Linked DNA regions of Homo sapiens: region 2 is linked to region 1. A link is a loop called in an ENCODE intact Hi-C map of the cell type or tissue named here. Cell type or tissue: heart left ventricle. All regions are shown on one strand. Each heading gives the region's core, and the rest is flanking DNA. Links, peaks and the distances in the headings are about the cores only. Region 1 overlaps PSMG3-AS1 (PSMG3 antisense RNA 1). Region 2 has its middle 7.1 kb from the start of GRIFIN.

Evidence for each region. A loop is a pair of places that touch in the nucleus more often than their neighbours do. Peaks named below come from ENCODE experiments on the same cell type or tissue, not always from the same donor. Only the 100,000 strongest peaks of a DNase experiment are listed, where the experiment ranks them.
Region 2: a loop joins it to region 1, with 10 times the contacts of the local background. A loop is called at or near these places in 13 of 110 quality-filtered maps.

Annotation. Positions count from the first base shown.
Region 1 is chr7:1,576,840-1,583,756 of GRCh38, reverse strand. PSMG3-AS1 (PSMG3 antisense RNA 1) reads right to left here. Exons shown (of 5, transcript NR_027329.1): 4 at 488-595. Among named protein-coding and RNA genes, the nearest start is that of PSMG3-AS1, 10 kb to the right of the region's middle. RefSeq lists an enhancer at 6,385-6,917. In heart left ventricle, for the core only: CTCF peaks have their summits at 3,896 and 4,096 (motif pointing left); a DNase peak (open chromatin) is centred at 4,076.
Region 2 is chr7:2,465,824-2,472,740 of GRCh38, reverse strand. No RefSeq gene overlaps it. Among named protein-coding and RNA genes, the nearest start is that of GRIFIN, 7.1 kb to the left of the region's middle. RefSeq lists an enhancer at 1,046-1,649. In heart left ventricle, for the core only: a CTCF peak has its summit at 3,634 (motif pointing right); a DNase peak (open chromatin) is centred at 3,660.

The DNA.
Region 1 (6,917 bases), core at 2,797-5,296:
GGCGAGATCTCGGCTCGCTGCAGCCTCCACCTCCCAGGTTCAAGAGATCCTCCTGCCTCAGCCTCCTGAGTAGCTGGGGTGACAGGTGCCTGCCACCATGTCCAGCTAATTTTTTTTGTTTTGTTTTTAGTAGAGACAGGGTTTCACCATGTTGGTCAGGCTGGTCTCAAACTCTTGACCTCAGGTGATCCACCCTCCTTGGCCTCCCAAAGTGCTGGGATGACGGGCGTGAACCACCGTGCCCAGCCCCCACCCAAAAGGATTGAAAGCAGGATCTGAGAGGCAGGTGCTCACCCACGTTCCCACAGACGTTATTCACAGGAGCTGAGAGATGGGAGCTGCCCACGTGCCCACCGACAGGCAAGTGAATGAGCACAGTGTGCTCCATCCACACCACGGGAATCCACACCACGGGAATCCACACCACGGGAATCCACACCATGGGATACTGCTCAGCCAAACAGAGTGAAGGGAGTCAGACACCTGCCTCAGCATGGATGGACCTCGACGGCATCGGGTTTTGTGAAATAAGCCAGTCATGAAAGGACCAATACTGTCTGATTCCACACCCACGGGGTCCCTACAGCAATCGAATCTGCAGAGACAGAAAACAGAACGGTGGGTGCCGGGGGTCACAGGGGGGATGGAGAGTGAGGGTTTCATGGGGGCAGAGTTTCAGTTTGGGGAGATGAAAGAGCTCTGGAGACAGGTGCTGAGGGTTGCACAGCAATGTAAATGTGTTGAGTGCCACTGACCTCTGCAGTGGGACGTGGTCATGATGCTGATTTTCTGTGATGTGCATTTTACTGCGATCAAAAATTAAAGGCTGGGCGCAGTGGCTCTTGCCTGTAATCCCAGCACTTTGGGAGACCAAGACGGGCAGACCATGAGGTAAGGAGATCGAGACCATCCTGGCTAACACGGTGAAACCCTGTCTCTACTAAAAATACAAAAAATTACCCAGGCGTGGTGGTGCGCGCCTGTAGTCCCAGCTACTCGGAAGGCTGAGGCAGGAGAATCGCTTGAACCGGGGAGGCGGAGGTTGCAGTGAGCTGAGATCGCACCACTGCACTCCAGCCTGGGTGACAGAGCAAGACTTTGTCAAAAAAAAAAAAAGAAAGAAAAAGAAAAATTAAAATAGGATGGGCGTGGTGGCCTATAATCCCAGCACTTTGAGAGGCCGAGGCGGGTGGATCACTCGAGGTCAGGAGTTTGAGACCAGCCTGACCAATATGGCAAAACCCTGTCTCCACTAAAAATACAAAAATTAGCCAGGCGTGGTGGTGTACGCCTGTAATCCCTGCTACTTGGGAGGGTGAGGCAGAAGAATCGCTTGAACCCGGGAGGTGGAGGTTGCAGTGAGGTGAGATCGCATCAGTGCACCACACCCTGGGCGACAGAATGAGACTCTGTCTTTAAAAAAAAAAAAAGAAGATAAAAAGTGTTCGGCTCATGGACCAGGAGAGACAGTCAGGAAGATGGACAATGGGTTGGGCACAGGGTCCACAGGCTTCCCTCAGGAACAAAGGCAAGAGCAGGGAGACCACGGGAGGAGCTGAGGCTGCATGTGTAGGTGAATGCAGTGACCAGGTGGGCACAGAGGGGCCAGAGGGACCGGAGAGGCAGGGACAGAGCTGGTCCCAGCCACACAGTGGTGAGTCCTCAGGTCCCACAGCCCCTCCACGAACACACCACATATGCACAGGTTTCCATGCTCACAGCCGCACACACTTACACATATGTGCTGGTAACACACGTGTACAGCTCACCCCCACCAAAGTCAAGCTGGCACTTGATGTACAATCTCACATGGGCGACATTCTGGAGACAAGGCAGGGAGCGGGTCAGGGCTTCAGCGGGCAGAGGGCTGACGGCAAAAGACGGTGAGGGGATTGGGGGAGGACGTCGTTGGTTTGGGGTCTTTGTTTGTTTGTTTTTGTTTTGCATCAGAGTCTCGCTCTGTCGCCCAGGCTGGAGTGCGGTGGTGCAATCTTGGCTCACTGCAACCTCCGCCTCCCAGGTTCAAGCGATTCTCCTGACTCAGCCTCCCGAGTAGCTGGGATTACAGGTGCCCGCCACTATGCCCAGCTAATTTTTGTATTTTAGTAGAGATGAGGTTTCACTGTGTTAGCCAGGCTGGTCTCAGTCATGGTTATGGCTGTAAGATGGTCTGCATTTGTCAAAACTCACAGAACAAAACACGAAAGGAGTGCATTTTACTGTATGCAAAGTAAAACTTTTTTTTTTTTTTAAGAGACACAGTCTGTCTGGCTCTGTCACCCAGGCTGGGGTGCAGCGGTGCAATCATAGCTCGCTGCAGCCTCAACCTCCTGGGCCCAAGCGATTCTCATGCCTCAGCCTCCCTAGTAGCTGGGACCACAGGAGCATGACACCACACCAGGCTAATTTTTAAATTTTTTGTAGAGACAGGGTCTTGCAATGTTGCCCAGGCTGGTATTGATCTCCTAGGCTCAAGCAATTTGTCTACCTTGGCCTCCCCAAGTGTTGAGATTCCAAGTGTGAGCCACCACATGCAGTGCTTATATCGTCATTTTTTAAGTTAAAAATAGAAGAAAATAAAACACCATCCCAGCCAGGAGCCCCCAGACCTGGCCCTGGGGGAGGCGGGGTCCCTGGGCCACCTCCCATCCTAACGCCCTGTCCTTTGGAGCTATGTCCCAGGAGAAGAGCGTGAGCCTGCCACACATGTGCTGGACAGAGTGCCCATGCACTGCCCTGACACCAGAGAGACCCTCAGAAAGCCCCAGAGAGAGCCGCAGGGCTGTGAGCAGCTCAGAACACGGCGCTTTCGCGGAGCAGCCGGGAGGCTCCTTGCCCAGGACAGGGAGTCAGGAACCTGGCTGCCCGGTCTCGTTTCCCTTTTCTCTAGGGCTACCAGGAAGGTCAGAGCTGAGGCTGAGGCCCAATAACAGCAACTGCAGAGGACCCGGCACCGGCACACACAGGCCCTGCGCTTCTGTTATGGCCTTGACAGTCTATTCCAGCTTCTGTCTCCCCGGGCCCGATTCTGAACAGTCATGTCCTTGTCTGATTTATAATCCTCTACCTGCGTGCGCCTGGCCCGTCTCCCCAGAGGACTGCGGGCTGGGCCTGTGTCCTGGCTACCTCTGCAGAGCCAGCACGGGGTCAGGCTCAGCAGGTGCCTGTGACGTCAATTACAGATGCCAACACCTTCCAAAGACAAAGTGCTTTGTCATTAGCTGACTGGATGGGGAGAGAGGGACCCAGATAAGAGAAAGACAGAGAGAGAGAGAGAGAAAAGGAGACAGAGACAGAGACAGATGCACAGCAGACAGACCAAAGGAGACAGAAAGAAATAGGTAGACAGACAAACGGAGAAACCAACAGAGACAGACCGTGAGAGAAAGAGACAGAGAGACACACACAGACAGGCACGCTGGCAGAGAAAGAGACAGACCAAGAGAGATAGAAACCAGAGAGACAGAGACAGACAGAGAGACAGAGACAGGCAGGCCATGGGAGACAGAAGGAGACAGGCAGACAGACAGATGGAGAAAGAGAGAGAGACAGACACAGACAGAGATGCAGAGACAGACAGACAGACCAAGAGAGACAGAAATGAGAGAGACAGAGACAGACAGACAGACCAAGAGAAAGAGAGACAGAGACAGACATAGACAGAGATGCAGAGACAGACAGACAAATAGACACATGGAGACAGACAGGCAGACGGACAAAGAAAAAGAGACCAAGAGAGAGGAAAGAGACAGAGAGTGGCACACAGACAGACAGACAGAGAGGTAGGCAGAGAAAGAGAAGAGAAAGACCCAGACAGACAGAAACAGACAGAGAGAGACCGTCAGACAAAGAGAAACAGGCTGAGAGAGACAGAGACAGAGAGAAAGAGACAGAGAGAGACAGAGGGATGAACTGGCTCCTGGCCTCCTAGGAAGATGCATAATTTCGGAGAGGAGGAGGAGGACCTCCCTCCCCCAACCAGAGAGTGAGGAGAATAAGACACCTCCCTCCCTCCCCAACTCTGGACCCAGCCCCAGCCCAGCCCCAGCGCTGCACAGGAGCGTTCTGTGGCCTCTGCTGCCCCCCAGAGGCGTTCACTGGAAACATGCCCTCCTGACGCGGCTTCCCAGTGGCTGGAGACAGTCCAGTCGCTCCTCCTTCCTGCCCTCATTCCTGCCAGGACCCCGCTCAAATCCCCTCCTGGGGTGCACCTGTGGCTCACAGGTGTGTCTGTCCAACGCTAACCTCCCTGGCTACAACTACTGCAAGTATTTTTCCTTATTTTCCCTTTTTATTTCTTTTTTGGTTGTAAAAATAAAATGTTAGCTATAGCCGGGCACAGTGGCTCACACCTGTAATCCCAGCACTTTGGGAGGCTGAGGCGGGAAGATTTCTTGAGCCTGAGAGTTCAAGGCTGCACTGAGCAGAGATCTTGCCACTGCACTCCAGACTGGGCGACGGAGCAAGACCCTGTGGAAAACAAAACAAAAAACAACAAAAATGTCAACTATAAAAAATTCATATAGAATATGTGTGGATGTTGAAAGCTGGAAGTCCCACCTAATTCTGCCCCACCACCCCAGTCGACCTTGGTGACACGGCATCACTGCTGGCCTTCTCCACCAGGCAGGAGGTCCTGTATTTCCAGGAGGTCTTTGCTTACGGGCCCATCTCATTCTTTTTTTCAGCTGTCTTCGTAGGGGAGCATTTTCTCCTTCCTTTCAAATCTCTTTGAAATTACTTCCTGTTCTACTTGTTGGCAGTAGGGTCATTTCTGCTTTTCCTGGCTCTGCCTTGACCTGCAGGCATTTGTTTATTGTCTGTCTTATATCTTCATGGGGGTGGTAGCAGGGGGCCTTGGATCAGCTTCCAGCAGAAAATGCTCATCGAGTGAATGACCAAGCAAACACTTCTCTTACGGATGGATGGATGGATGAATGGATGGATGGGTGAGTGGATGGATGGATGAATGGATGGATGTGTGGGTGGATGGATGGATGAGTGAATGCATGGGTGAGTAAATGGATGAATGAGTGGATGAGTGAATACATGAATGGATGATCGGATGGATGAATGAGTGGATGAGTGAATACATGAATGGATGAGCGGATGGATGGGTGAGTGGATGGATGGATGAATTGACGGGTGGATGGATGGATGGATGAGCGGATGGATGGGTGGGTGGATGGATAGATGGGTGAATGGATGGATAGATGAGTGAATGCATGGGTGAGTGGATGGATGAATGGACGGGTGGATGGATGGATGGATGAGCAGATGGATGGGTGGGTGGATGAGTGGATGGATGGATGGATGAGTGGATGGATGGGTGGGTGGATGGATGGATGGGTGGGTGGGTGGATGGATGGATGAATGGATGGATGGGTGGGTGGATGGATAGATGGGTGAATGGATGGATAGATGAGTGAATGCATGGGTGAGTGGATGGATGAATGGACGGGTGGATGGATGGATGGATGGATAAGCAGATGGACGGGTGGGTGGATAAGTGGATGGATGGATGAGTGGATGGATGGGTGGGTGGATGGATGAGCAGACAGATGGGTGGGTGGATGGATGGGTGGGTGGACGGATGGATGAGTGGACAGATGGGTAGGTGGATGGATGGATGAGTGGATGGATGGGTGGATGAATGGATGGATGGGTGGGTAGATGGATGGATGGATGGATGGACGGGTGAGCAGATGGATGGGTGGGTGGATGGATGGATGGGTGGATGGATGAGTGGATGGATGGGTGGGTGGATGGATAGATGGGTGAATGGATGGATAGATGACTGAATGGATGGATGGGTGGGTGGATGGATGGATGAGTGGATGGGTGGGTGGATGGATGGATGGGTGGATGGATGAGTGGATGGATGGGTGGGTGGATGGATAGATGGGTGAATGGATGGATAGATGACTGAATGCATGGGTGAGTGGATGGATGAATGGACGGATGGATGGATGGATGAGCGGATGGATGGGTGGGTGGATGGATGGATGAGTGGATGGATGGATGGATGGATGGATGGATGAGCGGATGGATGGATGGGTGGATGGATGGACAGATGTCTGTTCGGCAGGAATACAGAGCAACTGAGACGTGCCTGCACTGCTGGAGGGAATGCACAGTGGTGCAGACACTTTGGAGAGCAGCTTGGAAGCTTCTAGAATTAAGCACGTATCTGCCATGCTACTTAGCAATCCCACTCCCAAGTATTTCCCAAGAGAAGTGAACATTTATGTTCTCGCAAACACCTGTACATGAAGGTCAATGGTGGCTTTATTCATAGTGGACCAAGCTGGATATAACCCAAATGTCTTCAATAGAAGAATGGATAAATAAACGGTGGTGCATCCAGACAATAGACTATACTACCCAGCAAAAAAAAAGAGATTAATTACTGATGTGGGCAACAACCTGGTTGAATTAGTATCTTCAATAGGAGAAGCCAATCAGGAAAGGCTACACACACTACATGACTCTGAGATAGGAGGTAGCAGGACGGGTTTCAGAAGACACAGGTCACAAAGACCCCACTGATAAAACAGAGTGTGGTAGAGAAGCCAGCCGAAACCCACCAAATCCAAGATGGCGAGGAAAGCGACCTCTGGTCGTCCTCACTGCTCATTACATGCTAATTATAATCCATTAACATGTGAAAAGACACTTCCACCAGTGCCATGACCGTTTACAAATGCCATGGCAACGTCGAAAAGTTACCCAACATGGTCTAAAAAGGTGAGGAAGCCTCAGTTCTTGGAATTCCTCACCTCTTTTCCAGAAAATGCATGAATAATTCAGCCCTTTGTATAGCATGTGATCAAGAAATAACCCTAACAATAGCCAGTCAGCAGCACCCAGGGAAGCTCTGCCTATGGGAGTAGCCACCCTTTTATTCCTTTACTTTC
Region 2 (6,917 bases), core at 2,642-5,141, 890 kb before region 1:
TGCCTCCCGGGTTCACGCCATTCTCCTGCCTCAGCCTCCCGAGTAGCTGGGACTACAGGCGCCCGCCACCACGCCCAGCTAATTTTTTATATTTTTAGTAGAGACGGGGTTTCACCATGTTAGTCAGGATGGTCTCGATCTCCTGACCTTTTGATCCGCCCGCCTCGGCCTCCCAAAGTGCTGGGATTACAGGCATGAACCACCACGCCCAGTCTTTTTTTTTTTTTTTTTTTTTTTTAGACAGAGTCTCACTCTGTTGCCCAGGCTGGAGTGCAGTGGTGCAATCTTGGCTCACAGCAGCCTCTGCCTCCCAGGTTCAAGCGATTCTCCTCCCTCAGCCTCCCGAGTAGCTGAGATTACAGGCACCCATCACCACTCCCGGCTAATTTGGTATTTTTAGGAGATATGGGGTTTCTCCATGTTGGCCAGGCTGGTCTCGAACTCTTGACCTCAGGTGATCCGCCTGCCTCAGCCTCCCAAAGTGCTGGGATTACAGGTGTGAGCCACCACCCCTCACTAATTTCTTTATTTATTTATTTATTTTTTTGAGACAGAGTCCTGCTCTGTTGCCCAGGCTGGAGTGAAGTAGCACAATCTTGGCTCACTGCAACCTCCACCTCCCGGGTTCAAGCAATTCTCGTGCCTCAGCCACCTGAGTAGCTGGGATTATAGGTGTGCGCCACCACACCCGGCTAATTTTTAAATTTTTTGTAGAGACGGGGTTTCACCCTGTTGGCCAGGCTGGCCTCGAACTCCTAATCTCAGGTGATCTGCCCACCTTGGCCTCCCAAAGTGCTGGGATTACAGGCATGAGCCACCGCACCCGGCCTGGCACTTGTTATAATGCTACTGTATAATTCCCACAGGTCTTGCCTCCTAAGGTTTTATAAATGGGGAAACTGAGGCTGGGGTGGGGGCAGGAAGTCAGCAGAAGGGTGGGGCCCGGAGAGAGGAGGGCCCAGCAACCCCCGCTGCCCTCCAGCGCTGGGGAGGCATCTGAGGGCAGACCACGGCGCCCCCGCTCCAGGTGACACAATGGCGGCCCAGTCTCCAGCTGTGCGGCTTCCTTCCTGTCTCCACTCACTTCCCCGCCTGCATCCACAGCCCAGCTGGCAGGAGCCCCTTCCTGCTGCCTCTTCGCCTCTTCGAGAGGCCTGGCCTTTGTGTCCACCGGGAGGGGCTGAGGACAGCTGGGAGACATGCACTGACAAGCCCTGGCCCTGGGCGGGACTGGGGCGTGGGGAAGTGGGGACCCACACAGCGGGACCTGGATCTGTGCTCAGGCCTGCCCGCTCCTGGTCCTGGGGTCTCTGAGCCCGGCAGGGAAGATGTCCGGCTTGGCCTGCCAGGGCCTTGCCTTGAGACCCAAGCTGCCTGCTCACCCTCTCTGGGCCTCAGTTTCCCTGCAAACAAAAGCCTCCCTCCCCGCAAAGCTCTGCCTCCCCAACAGCCATGCAAGGTGAGAGTGTGCAAAAGTGTGAGATGACAGGCTCTTTTCTTATTGTGGGGTGGCTGAGGCTGGGGACGACCCGGGGACCAGGCCTGCACCTTCTCCCAAGAACTTGGCAAGGTGTGGAGTGTGAGGCTCATTTTACAGACGTACAAACAGGCTCGGGGAGACTGAGTGACTCACTCAGGGTTGCTCAGCAAGTGAGAGTTGGAGCTGGCCCTTCACTCCAGTTTGCAAACCAGACCACAGGGGCCCCAGACCCTGAAGCAATGTTGATCCTCAGTCTCCCCATCCATAAAATGGGGTGCAGGGAGCTATGGTCTCCACGCATCCTGCTGGAGGAGCTGCTGCCCTTCCTATCACACCTTCCATGGCTCCCACCGCCCTCAGCACAAAGCGCAGCTTCCTTTCTGATCTGGCCTCAGCCCAGAGCTGCAGCCCCAGTGGCCCATTCCCCCACCTGCCCCTTCAGCTCAGAAGACACCTCCTCTGGGAAGCCTTCCCTCACCTCCTGCTGGGCTCTTGCAGCCCTGGCTTTCATTGAGGCCCTTCCCTCCCATCACACTGCCTCATCTGGATGCCAGGGACCAGGTCCTACCCCAGCCCCCAGGCTGGCCCAGAGCACATTCCACTTGAACTCTTTTTAGGACAGCCAGCTCACTACCTCCCCAGAGCAGCCCATCGCTCTGCTGACCAGAAGCAAATTCCAGAGCTGACTTAAATCTGCTCCTCCCCTGTGTCATGGCAGAGGCCCCTTAGAAAGTGCCCACACACTCCTTGACGCCTCCAGAGACCAAAAGGCATCAGGAGGGTGTTGTCTCCAGCTAAAGCGGCTGCGGAAGGTCGAGCAGGGCAGCCCCTGCCCCCGGCGCGCTAAGCCGCGTCTCTGGGAGAACCTGTCTCCCCTTCAGTTCTCTGTCTGGAGTTGGGGTGAGATTCAGGCAGATGCCCTGGGCTGGGCCTGTCCAGGGAAACACAGCTGCCCGGGTAAGGAGGCTGCAGCCCCTGGAGGGTCAGGTCCACAGGCCTCCTAACGACACGTGCCGGCCAAAAGCTCCAGGCTCTCTGCGGGGTCAAGGAGCGACTCAAATGCTCACAGGGCCAGGAGGGCAAACGTGCCTAAGTGAGGCAGGCGGACACAGGGCAATAGGGGTTGGTGGGGTCTGTGCCTAACAGAAACACACACTGCCCCCACCCCCATCCTGCCCAGCTCCTTCCAACCATGCACAGGGACCTGTGGACCCAGAGCAGGCAGATCTTCTGAATTTAAAACATCTGAGGTTCAAGTGCTGTCTGCTATCTCTGTTTTGAAACACCTGCCACTATGGTGAGACTTAAAGAAGGTATCGGCTGCAGGCAAAGCTGCCCCCAGGAGTGCCTGGCCTGAAACTTCTGCTTGCTTTCTTCTCTCCTTCTCTCCCCTCCCCTCTTCCCTTTTTTCCTTCGTTCTTTCCTTCCTTCCTTCTCTTTCTTTTCTCTCTCTCTCTCTTTCTTTCTTTCCTTCTTTCTTTCTTCTTTCCCTTCCTCCCTCTCTCCCTGCCCTCTTTCTTTCTTTCTTTCTTTCTTTCCTTCTTTCTTTCCTTCTTTCTTTCTTTTCTTTCTTTCTTTCTTGAGACACAGTCTTGCTCTGTCACCCAGGCTGGAGTGCAGTGGCGCAATCTCAGCTCACTGCAACTTCCGCCTCCCAGGTTCAAGTAATTCTCCTGCCTCAGCCTCCTGAGTAGCCAGGATTACAGGCGCACACCACCATGCCCGGCTAATTTTTGTATTTTTATTAGAGACGGGGTCTTACTATGTTGGCCAGGCTGGTCTCAAACTCCTGACCTCAGGTGATCCACCCACCTTGGCCTCCCAAAGTGCTGGGATTACAGGCATGAGCCACCACGCCCAGCTAATTTTTGTTTTTAGTAGAGACGGGATTTCACCATGTTGCCCAGGCTGGTCTCGAGCTCCTGGGCTCAAGTGATCCACCCTCCTCAGCCTCCCAAAGTGCTGGGATTACAGGCGTGAGCCACCGCGCCCGGCCGAAACCTCTGCTTTAAAACCAACTTCTCCCCTGTTCTGGCCTCTGCTCTGTTCCTCCCTCTCCACCAGGACAGAGGTTGGTGGTCTCCCCAGGGTGGGGGGATGCCCTGCTGATCCCTCCCCACGGGAGCCCTCTCAGGGCCCCGTGAGGAACAGACCGGCCAGCAGAGGGCACTCCCGACATGGCCTCAACCCAAAGCCAGGGAGCAAAGCTCCTTTACCAGCATGGGGCAGGTGGACCCGCACTCCCAGCTCAGGGCAAGCAGGTGGACCCGCATTCCCAGCTCGGGGCAGGTGGACCCGCATTCCCAGCTCGGGGCAGGTGGACCCGCATTTCCAGCTCGGGGCAGGCGGACCCGCATTCCTGAATCCACAGTTTTGGTTTCCACAAGAGGACAGCCTGGGCCTGAGTCCAGGGGCTGAGAGGAGGAGAACCAGGGAGGGGAGCTGGCCCAGCCTGTCCCGTTTGCTGCAGAGCCCAGAGCTCGGCTCCGAGCTGAATGGTGGGAGAAGAAACCTTGCGTGGACCTGAGTGAATCACAGTCTCAGTTTCCCCTTCTGTAAGATGGGTGGCTGTGAGGAGGGGCACGTACAGGGCCGGGCAAGTGCAGTAGGATATGGTCCACGTGGGTCCACCTGCCTCCATCCCCACCAAGGAAGTGAGTGGTCCACCAGCCCCAGGAAGTCTCAGCCTGGCCTGCTGCAGCTGCCAGTGCCCCCCACACCCCCATCGCGGCCGGGACTCCTGTGCCTCACTCACCTGCTTCCTGCAGGTTCAGTGACAGCTGTCCTGCCTCTCTCTGTGGCCAATGTCAGTGCAGGGATGACACGGATTTTCCTGCAGCTCAGCCAGCCTGGGCTCCTGGGAGGCCGACATGGGCTCAGCACCACCCAGGCAGGGCTGGGGACCCATCAGGGCCATATGTGTAGGGGGTGACCATGAAGCCCCAGGGTGGTTCCTCCCTTCTGAGAGCAGAGGATGGGGCCAGGTGCGGTGGATGTGCCTGTAGTCCCAGCACCTTGGAAGGCCGAGGCATGAGGATCGCTTGAGGTCAGGAGTTCGAGACCAGCCTGGCCAACATGGTGAAACCATGTCTCTACTAAAAATACAAAAAAATTAGCCAGGCATGGTGGCACACGTCTGTAATCTCAGCTACTCAGGAGGCTGAGGCAGGAGATTCGCTTGAACCCGGGAGGCGGAGGTTGCAGTGAGCCAAGATTGTGCCATTGCACTCCAGCCTGGGTGACAGAGTGAGACTCCATCTCAAAAAACAACAACAAACAACAATAAAAAGGCAAGGGCAGAACAAGGCCAAGACCCGTCTGCTGCCAAGGCCTGCCTCACTGGTGGGACAGAGAAGAGACGTGCAGATGCTTGACTGCTGACTGACTGCCTCTGGAAGGATTTGGAAAACCTGGCTTCAGAGGCTGCCCCTGAATAGGGGACCGAGAGCTGGGGGTGCTATGGTAGGCCAGGGTGCACTTTTAAAATCCACAAACATTTTCCCCAACATTTTATTATGAAAATTTTCAAACACATAGAAAAGTTGAAATAGGCCAGGTACAGTGGCCCACACCTGTAATCCCAGCACTTTGGGAGGCTGAGGTGGGAGGATTGCTTGAGCCCAGGAGTTCAAGACCAACCTGGGCAACATGGTGAGACCTCGTCTCTATAAAAATAAAAATAAAAAAATTAGCTGGGCATGGTGGCATGTGCCTGTAGTTCCAGCTACCTGGGAGGCTGAGGCGGGAGGACGGAGGCAGCAGTGAGCTGTTAACTGCCCTGCTGCACTCCAGCCTGGGTGACAGAGCAAGACCCTGTCTCAAAAGAAAAGAAAAGTTGAAATATTTTTCAGCCAGCACCCACATACCCACCCCCTGGATTCAACGTGAAGGTTTTACTGCAGTTGCCCCACACATTACCTACCTATCTTGGGTTTCATGCTTTTTTTTTTTTTTTTTTTTTAATTTATGACAGTTTTGCTCTTGTCACCCAGGCTAGAGTGCAGTGGTGCAATCTCAGCTCACTGCACCTCCGCCTCCTGGGTTCAAGCAATTCTCCTGCCTTAGCCTCCCAAGTAGCTGGGATTACAGGTGCACGCCACCAAGCCCAGCTAATTTTTTTTTTTTTTTGTATTGTTAGTAGAGACAGGTTTTCACCATGTTGGCCAGGCTGGTCTCGAACTCCTGATCTCAGGTGATCTGCCCGCCTCGGCCTCCCAAATTGCTGGGATTACAGGCATGAGCCAATATTCATTGCATTTTTCCATGTGTACCTACAATACTGTGAAACTTTGTTACATTGCAGGCTCATTTAAGAAATCACAAAAAAAGAAAAAGAAATCATCCGAGTTTCCGTTTGGGATGATGAAAAAGTTTTGGTAATGGGGCGATGGTTGCACAATATCGTGAACGTAATCAATGCCACTGAATTGTACGCTTAAAAATGGTTACAGTGGCAAATTGTTCGTTACACGTATTTTTTTTTTTTTTTGTAGAGACAGAGTCTTGTTCTGTTGCCCACACTGGAGTGCAGTGGCTCAACCACAGCTCACTGCAGCCTTGAATTCCTGGGCTCAAGTGATCCTCCTGCCTCAGCCTTCCAAAGTGCTGGGATTATAGGCATGAGCCACTGTATTCGGCTTGTTATGTGTATTTTACCACACACATACAAGAAAGTTTAGGCCAGCCATGGTGGTTCATGCCTGAACTCCCAGCACTTAGGGAGGCAGATGCGGGAGGATCGCTTGAGCCCAGGAGTTCAAGACCAGCCGGGGCAACATGGTGAGACCCCATTCTCCACAAAAAGGAAAAAAAAATGGCAATACAGCATGCCCAAAATGATGGAATTTTACCTTTAATGAATGAATTGCATGGTATGTGAATTGCATCTCAAAAAATCTGTTTGTCTTTTTTTCTTAAATATCATAGGCAGTGGTGGGCAGGGGTTCTCGCTGCCCGGGAAATGGTCTCGGAGCTGGAGCTGTTCTGTCGGGTGCAGCGGTGGACGCGTGACTCCTTGCATTTTTCAAAACCCATGCAAGTCCACAGCACAAAGAATGAACTTCGCTGTATGCAAATTTTTTTAAATGAGCCAGGATGTCAGGGGAACCCAGGAGGAACGCGGCCTGTGACAACGGACTCTAATTGAATTACAAATGTGTGACATCACTCAGGGAGAGGGAGTGGGGGAGAGGCTGCTCTCAATGATTTTGGACAACACTGTTTTGTCTACATCCTGAAGCTCAGGACAAAACCAACTGTGTACAAACACTGGACTCTAGTTAGTAGGTTTGGTTCTCCCAGGGGTACATCTTAGCAATTCTGAAACAACGAACACTGGGATTGAACAAATAAGTAAGTTGTGCATCATGGGAGCCAGGCGTCTCCTGGTCAGAACAAGAAGTGAAAAATCAGCACAGATAAACCCATGGGGCTGGGA